Linked DNA regions of Mus musculus: regions 2 and 3 are each linked to region 1. A link is a contact called in ENCODE POLR2A ChIA-PET data. All regions are on one chromosome and are shown on one strand. Each heading gives the region's core, a stretch centred on a gene start or an enhancer-like site at or near the end of the contact. The rest is flanking DNA. Distances are from core to core; before and after follow the strand shown.

Region 1 (3,669 bases), core at 905-3,404:
GCACCTGTTGCTCTTGCAGAGAACCCAGGTTCTGTCCCAGCATCCATGTGGCTGTTCACAAGGGTCTGTAACTCCAGTCTCAGAGACTCTGATTCCCTCTGGACCTCTGCAGACACTGCATGCATGTGGTACACGTACATACAAGAAGGAAAATACACATACATGTAAAATTATAAAATAAGCAAAGCCTTTAAAGACAGAAAAACTGTACTCCTAAAAGCAGAACAAATAAGTAAGTTTAGCTAAAGCATACTTTATTAAAATCTATAAAGCATTTGCAAGAACTAGAAACCAGGACCAGGATTTCCTATTGTATTTCCTGGGTTGTGGGGTACTAATTAATCAAAGCATTTTGAATTTTGTGGTTGTTGTCTTGGTTTTGGAGACAGGGTTTTTCTGTGTAGCCTTGGCTGTCTTGGACTCACTCTGTAGACCAGGCTGGCAGCAAATTCAGAGATCGGCCTGCCTCTGCCTCTGAGTACTGGGATTAAAGGCCTTCACCACCATTGCCTGGCAGAACTTTGTGGGGTTTTTTTTGGTAGTGTTGGGGTTTGTTTATTTTTACTAAGGGTTGAAATTGGGGCCTTGGCTGTGCTCAGCAAGCACTGACCACTGAGGCCCTCCTCAGGTACTCGTTCATTTTTAAGTTCTTATTTTTTAAGGTGTCTGTGTGTATTGTGTATGTTCTCTCTGTGTGTATATATGTTTCTCTCTCTCTTTCTCGCTGTGTGTATGTGTAGGTGTGTGTAGGTGTGTGTGTGTGTGTGTGTGTGTGTGTGTGTGTGTGTGTGTTTACTTGAATAACCACAGAGGCCGGAAGGAGTCATCAAGTCCCCTGGGGCTGGAATTGTAAGCAGCTGTTAGCCACCCCATATGGATGGTGGGAACAGAATGCTACTCCTCTACTAAAACAGGATGGACTCTTAACTATGAGACATCTTTTAAGCCCTTCTCCCTTTTTATTTTTGAGAATTCTCTCACTAAATTTCCAAGATGACCATGAATTTGTAATCATTCCATTATATAGGTGGGATCGCAGGCAAGTGCCAACAGGTCTTCTTTTCTTTGACCCCCAGAAAAGGTCTTATTGTGTATAACCCTGGCTGCCCTGGAACTCATTATATAGATCAGGCTGGTCTAAAACCCACAGATGCCTGCCTCTGCTTCCCAAGGGTTGGTGTTAAAGGTTAATTAACAAACCAAAATAACTTGCTGGCTATCCTTCGTTCCTTGGGTGATTACATGGTGTTTACTGCGGGCTGGGGAAATGACTCAGTGCTTATGAGAGAGCGCTTACTGCTCTTCCTAGAGGACCAGAGTTCGGTTCCCAGAACTCAAGACAGGCAGCTCACAGCTGCCTGGAACTCCAGTTCCGGATTTGATATTCTCTTCCAGCCTCTGCAGGGCCTGAATACACACACAAACGCTTAAAAATTTTTTTTGGTTTGTTTTTTTTTTTTTAATTGGTCAAAACTTTTCTGGATTCCTTCATCCTGTCAGACTCAATACTGGAGTTAGGAATTGCATAGATTTTTTTTTTTTTTTTTTTTGGTAGGCAGTAGATAGGTAAATCGAATTTGAGGATACAAGTGTTTGTAGCAGTTGCATAAACACAGTGCAATGGGAAACAGGAAGTTAAAATGTGGTTAACGATGCTGACACACTTTTTAAGTGATTATGCTTGGACTGACATATCCACAGTAGTGTATGCACTCATGAGTGTCTGTTATGTGTTCGAGGCAGTGTCACTACGTAGTAGCTATGTTGCCCACGTTGGCCTGGAAATTGCAGTTCAGATCTTAGCATGAGTGTGCCCCTTGTAAACAGCACTGGGAGGTGAAGCAATAGAGTTTATTAGCCTGAGCTCCACAGCGAATTGCTGTCATCCTTTTTCAAACCGTAACAACAAAAACAAATCAAAAACCCAAATATACAAAAGAAAGAGAGCAGAAGAGGGGGTAAATTACAGCTCTCCTGCCTCACACTGGAGTGTTGCTGCCAGGCGAGTGCAGAGAGCTTACAGCTGTTCCGGAAGCTGCTGCGAAGGTAGCCAACTCTATTGGATAACCAACCTTTCCATTTCTGTGGCGCCTACAAGTCCCAGAACACACCGCGGGGCGCGGAGGCGGGGCAGCATGAAGACTGAGTTCTTTGATTGGTGATGAGCACCAGGCCAATCGGAGGTGCTGTTGTTTGTCAGTCCCGGAGCCGGTCCGCAGAGGGAAGGAGGCAAGATGGTGTTGGAGAGCACTATGGTTTGGTGAGGAGCTTCGGACGTGGCTGGGGGGCGCGTCTGGGTTGTTGGTGCGCGTGGCGCCGAAACCCGAGGGCCTGGGCTGGGGACTGGGTCGCCGGGCGAGATGTGGCTTCGGGGCCCGCGGGACTCTGGCAGACGACTCCCTGAGTCATCCCGGCCCAGGAACGCAGGCCCGGGAACTCCTGTTCCCTTCCCTGAATTTCAGGTCTCCCATAAAGCAGAGGCCAACTGCCCCCTCCACTCGCCTCCAAGTTTTTCTTTTCTCTGTACTTTATCGCATGTAAACCTCACAACCGCATTCTTGGAAAATAGTCCTTGTCTCATAATGAGTCGGAAGGACTTTAGGGGATCCGCTGTAGTCACACAGCAAATTAAGAGGCCGTGATAAGCAGGATGAACTAGGTTTTATCAGGTTTATACTTGGGATGAGTACCTATTAAGAGTTAGATTAGAAACTGAGGACAAGAAAATAAATAGAAAGCTGAGAACATATTTTTTTTCAGGGCTACAAGAGGACTTTGTTTTGTGTTTTCTGGGAATTGAATCCAGAGCATTGTGAACGCTGGGAACGTGCTCTACCAATGAGCCTCATCACACACCTGGATTGCATTTATTATTTGTCATCATTATTGTTTTAGATGGAGCTTTGACACTGTAGCTCAGACTGGCTTTGAAGTCGCTATTTGAGAAGATGCACAGGTTGGCCTTGAACTTGGAATGAGTATGTAGGATTAAAAACTTGAGTCACTAGGCCCATGTTTTCATTTGGAGATTGGCTAGCACTGCCACCTAAATGCAGGATGGCTTAAGCTTGGTTTCCTGCACTTGGAGGATGAGACAGGGAGTTTTCATGATCAGGACTACCTAGCAAGGTTCTGTCTCAAAATAAGACTACCAGAATGCCCAGTTAAATTTGAATTTCAAGCAAATCATGAGTGATTTTTTAGTATGAAAGGGAATTTTAAGTCCAACCCAAATATTGCTCTTACAAGTTACTTGTTGGGGCCGGGCAGTAGTGGCACACACCTTTAATCCCAGCACTTGGGCAGCAGAGGCAGGTGGATCTCTTAGGGGTTGAGGCCAGCCTGGTCTATAGAGCAAGTTCTAGGACATGCAGAGAAGCCCTGTCTCAAAAGGTGGTAAAATAAAACAAAAACAACAACAAAATAGTTACTTGTTGAGGGTGGTGAGATGGTTGGGTGGGTAAGAGCACAGAGTTTGGTTCCAAGCACCCATGTTGTTTGCTGCTGCCTTCTTTTTTTTTTTTTTTTTTTTTGGTTTTTCGAGACAGGGTTTCTCTGTGTAGCCCTGGCTGTCCTGGAGCTCACTTTGTAGACCAGGCTGGCCTCGAACTCAGAAATCCGCCTGCCTCTGCCTCCCGAGCGCTGGGATTAAAGGTGTGCGCCACCACG
Region 2 (3,521 bases), core at 1,009-3,508, 68 kb after region 1:
TTTCTCTGTATAGTCCTGGCTGTCTTGGAACTCACTCTATAGACCAGGTTGGCCTCAAACTCAGAAATCTGCCTGCCTCTGCCTCCCAAGTGCTGGGATTAAAGGTATGCGCCACCACCGCCCGGCTACCAAGGTTCTTTTACAAAGGCCTTTCTACAAACACACTTTCTGACCACAGAATCTGGAGTTATGAATCAGGTACAGAAAAAAAAAGGCACAGATGGTCAACGACTTAATGTAGTGGAAGAAAGAGTTGAGAAGCAGCAGGCCAAGCAAGAGCTTGTATTTCAAACTGACTTTATACTCATAGTCAGAGATCAGAGAGATCAAAATATCAAAATAAAAGAGAATTCTCAAGATGGCAAAGCCACTAGCAATAAATACCTCTCATCTGACACCTGTAGTGTTTTATAAGTTAAAAAAGTACAATTCTTCCCCCAACAGACATCCTGTTATTAGCCTATTACAGTACTGGTGCTTGCAGAATGGGCCATTTTCTCAAAAGACCATTCTAGAGTTCAAGTGAGGAAGTTACAAGCTGAACCAAGGGGCCCTGACTCTGAGTATACATCTCTTTACACTGTCTTATGTTCCTTTTCCCAATCAGCCCCAACCCCAGACACACACACACAAACACAACTTCACCTTAGGTCCAAATGCTTATGAAACTAACCAACAGTAGTCCACTAAGCTTCAGTCAGGAAAATAATGGTTCCTCTTAGGTCTAGACAGGAGTAGGAGATTCTGTGATCTAACAGAAATCCTAAAGTAATCTAAAGCAAAATTTCTCACAACTTCATTCAGTTTCCATGCTCAGTTTCTGAGCATCTTTCCTAGTGGTTGCTCTTAAACACTCAACAAAATGTAATCTGATTGATAGACTTCTTTAAAAGTTGCTTCATCCTTCAGAAACACACATCTGTCCAGAAAAGCTTGAGACAACTGTGGCTCCCCATCCTCTCACATCTTCTTAGTTCAAGCTTTAGCTGATCTGAAATCATATGTGGAGATAAAAGGCATGATAGAGAACACTTAAAGACCACAGGGAAAACAGAGCCGAGGGAGACAAACATCAGCCGAATCCTGGAGAGAATGTCAAAAGTTGGAAATCCCTGGAGAGAATGTCAAAAGTTGGAAATCACTATCTGTAGGGGTGTTCACGGCAGAGCTTTCTCCTACGGGAAGCCCTCCAGAGGGCTGGAGATTGAGAAAGGGGAAAGAGAAGCCAAAGACAGCTTCAGGTATCATCAGGCACCCTAGAGAGGGGTTGAGGACTAAGGTCAAAGTGGATGGTATCTGGGTATGATGACAGTAGTCTGAGATCCTTTAAGGAGAAGGGAATAGGCAATTCTTGGAAGTCAGGAGCTGGGGGAGTGGGTCATGGTGAGGTCATGGAATTGGAAGCAGAAGAGAGGGATACAATCTGTAGCTGAGGGAAATGAGAACTCTGTGCTGAGATTGCACAGACTCGGAAGAGTGGGGCAAAATAGGAAAAGGGATAAAGGCGGAGTCCATGGAAGAGGCTTGTGAGCAGAAACACAAACGGCGAGGAAGGCAAACATGGATGATATTGTAGAAGGGGTCAAATGTGGAAAAGGTTCACGACTTAGGAAGATAGTTACGGAACAGAGGCAACAGAGGTACGAAGTGTGTGTCCTGCTGGTGGGGAGGTGGAATCCACGGGGCAGAGGGAGGGGCTAAACTGAAGAGGAAGCCAGAAAGCAGAGAAGACTACCCCGGGCCCGAGAGGAAAGGGTGAAGGACCTCGGGGTGCAGCTGCCACCAGGGGGGCAGTTTTGTAGTCGAACCCAGGTCGCGGTAGGCTGGGCGGGACAGGGTGGCAGAAGGACCCCCCCACACACACACACAGGCAAAGGCGACTCACGGGGGAGGAGCCGCTTACCTCCGGGGAACCCTCGCGGAGGGGGTGCAGGCGGTCGGGGTCGGACTGCCGACACCGCCGCCTCAGCAGCAGCGGCCGCTCCCGGGTTCCATTGGCCGCCTGCGCTTCCCTGACAGCGGCCGCGGCGGCTGCTCCAGGCCCCGGCTGCGGGGCTGCCCGCGGCGCCGCCTGAAGGGGCCTTCACGCAACTTCAAGTTGGACCGGACCCCACTAGCAGGACACAAAATAACAATTCCTTGGCGGGTTCCGATGTAAGAGTCCCCTGGGCCCGAGCCTTTCTTCCGGGAGATTGCTTTCCTGCTTCCCGGTGTCAGGACACTACTGATGCCATCGTAATCTGAGTCGAGTGAGCTGCCCGACTCACGCCTGTTCAGAAAGGAAAAGGGGGCGGGGAAGAGCTTTTGGAAGCTAGGGAGGGGGGGCAGGGAGGAGGGGCTTACGGGGGAAGGCGGGCCCTGTGTTTGAGGGCGGGCCTAAGAGACAGGCTTTACTAAGGAAGCCGAGAGGGAAGTAGCGTGGGTAAGATCAGTGGAGGGACGTGGAGGTACCGATATTTTATGTACTTCCAAAAGTGTATGAACATGCAAATTATATATAAACTATTCATTTGCGTAAACCACTGAGTTACCGTAACTGCCACCAGTGGCTTTTTTCTCCCTCTCCTATCCTACGGGATTTCTTTCGTAAGTCAGCCGGTAGGACCCATGCAGGAGGGCCAGAAAACAGACAAGAAAGAGAAGGGACGAAAAAAGGAGTACAATCACCTTCATTTCCCTCTTCCTACTCATCTTTAAGGATGATGCCATGAGTTTGCCCCTATAGCTTCAGGAATGGCCCAGTCCAACCGCCTCAATCTTTCACTGTTTCGCACCATCACTCTGGGACAAGGTGCTGCTTCCAAGGTCACCCCAGCTGCCAAAGCCTTAACAGAGGCTGGACAAGCCAGCTTAGGAAAAGTGAGTGAAATGACAAAAGTTTGGCTTATTCCTTTTCCGAAGGCTACAAAATCATGTGAGACAGGCCTCATAGACCCCTCCCCCCCCCCCCACAATCACTGTCCCAACGCTTTTCCTGGGACTTTTCTTAGTATCTTAGGCCCCTTGTAAGGGTAGGTTTGTTTGACAGGGTTTCTCTGTGTAGCCCTGGCTGTCCTGGAACTCACTGTGTAGACCAGGCTGGCCTTGAACTTAGAAATCTGTCGACCTCTGCTTCCCAAGTGCTACGCCTAAAGACGTGTGCCACCACTGCAGGCGGGTAGGTTCTTAATATTCTACGGGTTGAGCCTAGCTCTTGGGTGACATCTTCATTGCACTTATAAGCTGATTTGAGATCTTTGTTTCCTTTTTTTTTCTTTCCCTTTCTTCTCTAGCTTCCTTCCTATCCTCTTTCCCTTTTTAGAGACAGTCTATTTTTCCCAGGCTGCTTGTGATATTCCTTGGCTCAAGCCACTGGCCTGTGGAACATGTGGGAATATATCCACATGCCCCCAAGCTGGACTAACCCTCAACTTCTGTATAATAATATTGACAATATTATTATAGCACTACATTAACAACAGTAGTATCTGATGTAATAACATTTTCTAAGGTTTGGGGGAGGGGATCAAGAAAGTATGGGT
Region 3 (3,709 bases), core at 82-2,581, 89 kb after region 1:
CACCCTTACCCTTCAGCGATGGCACCTGTATTGTCCCTTCCCAGCATGCTTACCAGAATTCCCTCTACTTTGTTCTGCACGGCCTTGCTGTGGAGAAGAAGAGAAAGCTGGAGGTCACAAGGTTTCCCCATCCCTTTGTCTGACTGCTAGAGACAGAAAAAGGACCAAACAGCTACGGACCACAGACCTCAGCCTGCCTGCTCTGAAACACTTGCCTGAGGAAGGAGTGCAGGGCAACAAGGATCTACAGCTGGGTCTGGAACAGGGTTTGGAGACAGAGACAATTACTTACGAAATGGTACCTCGGAGCCTTTGGAGGAGGGTGGTAGGTTCTCCAGCGTCAGCACCACCTTGGGGCCTTGCCCCAGTCTTGGGGCTCTTAGCATCAGGTTTATCTTCTGCCATCCCAGCATGAGGGCTACAGCTGAGAGAGGAGATCGCTGAGGATTTAACTACTACCAAGCTTCCTTTCTCCTAGAGACCCCAAGGCAGTCCTCCTGTCTCTACCCAGAAATACAAACAGAAGCAAAGCTTCCTCCAGTGGTTTTCCACACCACTTGCCTTCTCTAAAATTAGAATTATTCTGTTACTTTATCAGGCCCTTGTATACCCAAAGAGATCTCTGACATCTCCATTCTATATGTCCCACCTTTTGAAGTCTCCCAAATCTGGAAAACTGTTATGGGAAGGGATAGGGGTGGAGAAGTCCACGTTAAAAGAAATCTTACAATTTCTCCCAGTGCTGCAACACCTCCAGCCCCCCCCCCCCCAAGCCCCTCCAGCCGCCCCCCCTCAACACCTATAACGACAAGTCAAAGTTCTCCGATCCTCTAATAGACTCCTCGCCATTGATTTTGCCTGGAAGGTCGGAAGGGATACAAACATACTCGGCCTTTCCAGGTTTGAAAAAAACTGGGCCCAAGTTCTCATTACTGAGTCTCGCCACGGCTTCCCCCGCTGCCCCCCTCGCCGCGGCGCGGACCCTACGTCATCCCACGACATCCCACTCCGAAGCGTCCCCACTCCCCTCGGGCCCCTCCACCCCAACCCCAGGTGCTGGGCTAGGTCTCCGAACTCAGGGGGCTGGGCGCAGGAAACCCTGCGGGGAACAGGGTCCCAGATTCGGGCACGTGCGCAGGGGCAAGGAGCTGGTCCTGCTAGCTCCGGAGTGCTGTTGCCCCTCCTACCTCGGAACCGTCGCCTTCCAGCACGGACATTAGATAGGTGAGAGAGAAAGAGAAACTACCCTGTGGCTACCTCAGCTCCTGCCCAGCCCCACGGTGCCCAGCCGGCGGGCTCGTGCGTTGCTTTTATTTTTCCTTTTTCTGAATGGTTATGCCAGCCGCGATCTGCCTGGATACACGCACGGCCTGCTCTGTGATTGGCCGTTGCTGCCTCCAAGACGAAGGCAGTGAAAGTCTGCCTGGTAACAGAATATGATTGGTCGAGAGGGGAGGGAAAATCCAAAGTTAGTCTTATTTGAGTCAAGAGGGGGAAGTCCAGGTTGGTTTCGGTTAAAACTGGGGTCGGTTAGGTCTGCGGGCCCGGAAAGGGTTCTGTTCTTAAAGGGACCGCAGGATGAAAGCCCGGGCGCTTGGCTGCTTCTGGAGCATCTGGTCTTTTGCTTTCTGATCCTGTGCGTTGTAAAATCAGCGAGAAGAGGATAAGGGATCGACCGCGGGCTTTACTTGGGAAGATTTACGTAGATGCCGTCTAGGATCCAAGAACCACAGACAGGAGTTACAGGGTAGGAAAGTGATTGGCTAGTTGTAGCTGGGGAATAAGATGAGTTAAAAATGTAAGAAGGTTTGATTAAAAAAAAGCCAAACAACTCTATTACTGGGGCGTCGATAAGGACGTGGAAAGCACGAATCTATAAAAGCAAGTTACTTTGGTTGTGAGAACCAAATTTCTTAGGTTTCAGGAACTCTGTTTAAACAAAATTGGGGAGCTTTACAAAATGGAATGGCCACAGATAGCTACCATGTTTGATTGTTGCCTTTGGTTGTCAGAGCTGTCCGAAATAATCAGTAGGTGATATTTTTAAATTTTTGCTAGAAAATGATGTCTACTGATGGAAATTCGTTATAAAGTCCTGTAACTTTAATAAAATAAAATAACACAAGTTGAACCATTCGTCCTTCCCTCTTTGCTTACCCATCCCTGTGGCCAACAGCCTCTAGGATTGCAGGCTTCCCCTCATTCCACAAAGAATCTGCAAATCCTTAGCAGCTGTACCACATTAAGAGAAAATGTTTTTTTCTCTGTTGTTAGCCGTGGTATCGCCATTTTATAAAGTGCCTCCGTTCTAGTTAAGCCAAAGCTAATGCCAACTCATTTTCCAGATTTCTCCTCACCCTACCCCTCCTACCTGGGTAAACCACAGGAGATGTTTATTGGTTGCCTGACCCTGTCTGTCTCGCTACCCATAGCAACTGCTGACACAAAAGGAAATGGTATGGTCCTTCCACTTTAGACACTTGGCCCCACCCCCTCTGCAGGTATGCTCTAGAATAAAGCCTGTCTGTTGAGCCTCTAGTCCTCCTCTGTATTTTCTCCTTGCCCACCTTTGCCTATTCATGTTTCCGTTTCCTGGGTGTACTTCATCTCCTTCCTAGGGGGCACACTCCTGGAGTTCCCTGCTTGGTGGTGAACACTGGAATTTTGGTCAAGTAGAGGAAAAAAGAATTTAGTACTGTGATAACTTTTCCCTTCAGGTGCTTAACCCTCTTTGTTAAGATTTGTTGAAATCGTGATGAAAAATGCACGGGCAAGCTTTTGTACCTCTCTCAAGTGTTCGTGGTCCCCGGGTCAACAGTCTTGTCACAGCAGAGATGTGACACCCAAGTCATATTTCCAGTTCTGACTGGTGTGCTTCTGTAAAGGAGGGGGGAAGATGGAGGTGCTCGTGGTCTGTCCCCACACCCGGACTGAGACCCCCATTTCCCCTACCGTGAGAAGTGGACATGAATCTTTCCTTTGGAAGAGGTAATGAGTTCAAACAAGTTCTCTTTAAAGGAATCTGTAAAGAAAGATGCCATTGGACAGACCCCCTCCAGTCAGTCTTTTCCTAGAGATAATCTGCTCAAGGTTGCTCTCTGAGTTGAAGTCATTTCCTGTGCTAAAAGTCACACTTTGCTAATACTGTGCTGCTTGAGGGTACCCAACCAAGACCTGAGGCAGCCTCCTGACCACGCAGAACGAGGCACAGGACCTCTAGGTTGGCAGGCCTGGGCTGTATAAGGAAGGGACCCAAAGTTGGGTAGGGGAGTAAGCCAGGAAGCACCTCTCCTCTGTGGTTCCTGCCTCTGCTCCTGCTGGAGCTTGAAGTGGAAACGTAAGGGTTCTTTGGGAAGTCAGTTGTGTTGGATGGTGTTTTGCTGGGGCAAACACGTGGAGTGTTTTCTTGAAGTGGACACAGGTGAAGACTAAGAAAAACTCGTGAAGAAACATTTCACTGAAGCAGACACAAGAGAAAGAGAGAGGTGTTCTGCTAAAGCAAGCACGTGAAAGGACGCATGGTGAAGGATTCTTTGCTAACAACATGCATGTATTGGTCCGCCTTACATTGTGCATTTGAGCTCCATTTGTCTGGACTCCGAGGGCTCAGGCTGATTGGATGCAAGTGCTGAGGCAAGGCACGGGGAGGACACGTGATGTTTGGAGGGCATAAATAGGACTCCAGAGAGTAATGGAGACGGAGCTTGGC

What was found. ChIA-PET counts read pairs that join two places held with the same protein, here RNA polymerase II (POLR2A).
Region 2: POLR2A ChIA-PET joins it to region 1 with 11 read pairs in Patski. The contact joins the promoter of Pi4kb here to the promoter of Psmd4 in region 1. POLR2A ChIA-PET finds 5 or more read pairs at or near these places in 4 of 5 experiments (Patski and embryonic stem cell).
Region 3: POLR2A ChIA-PET joins it to region 1 with 12 read pairs in Patski. The contact joins the promoter of Rfx5 here to the promoter of Psmd4 in region 1. POLR2A ChIA-PET finds 5 or more read pairs at or near these places in 4 of 5 experiments (Patski and embryonic stem cell).

What each region holds. Positions count from the first base shown.
Region 1 is chr3:95,041,099-95,044,767 of GRCm38, reverse strand. It overlaps Psmd4 (proteasome (prosome, macropain) 26S subunit, non-ATPase, 4), which reads left to right and starts at 2,154. Exons shown (of 10, transcript NM_008951.2): 1 at 2,154-2,260. The coding sequence starts at 2,235.
Region 2 is chr3:94,973,468-94,976,988 of GRCm38, reverse strand. It overlaps Pi4kb (phosphatidylinositol 4-kinase beta), which reads right to left and starts at 2,258. Exons shown (of 11, transcript NM_175356.3): 1 at 1,904-2,258. It overlaps B230398E01Rik (a long non-coding RNA gene), which reads left to right. Exons shown (of 4, transcript XR_003954666.1): 2 at 1-1,640.
Region 3 is chr3:94,951,730-94,955,438 of GRCm38, reverse strand. Rfx5 (regulatory factor X, 5 (influences HLA class II expression)) reads right to left here and starts at 1,331. Exons shown (of 10, transcript NM_017395.3): 1 at 1,188-1,331; 2 at 293-424; 3 at 54-87. The coding sequence starts at 405.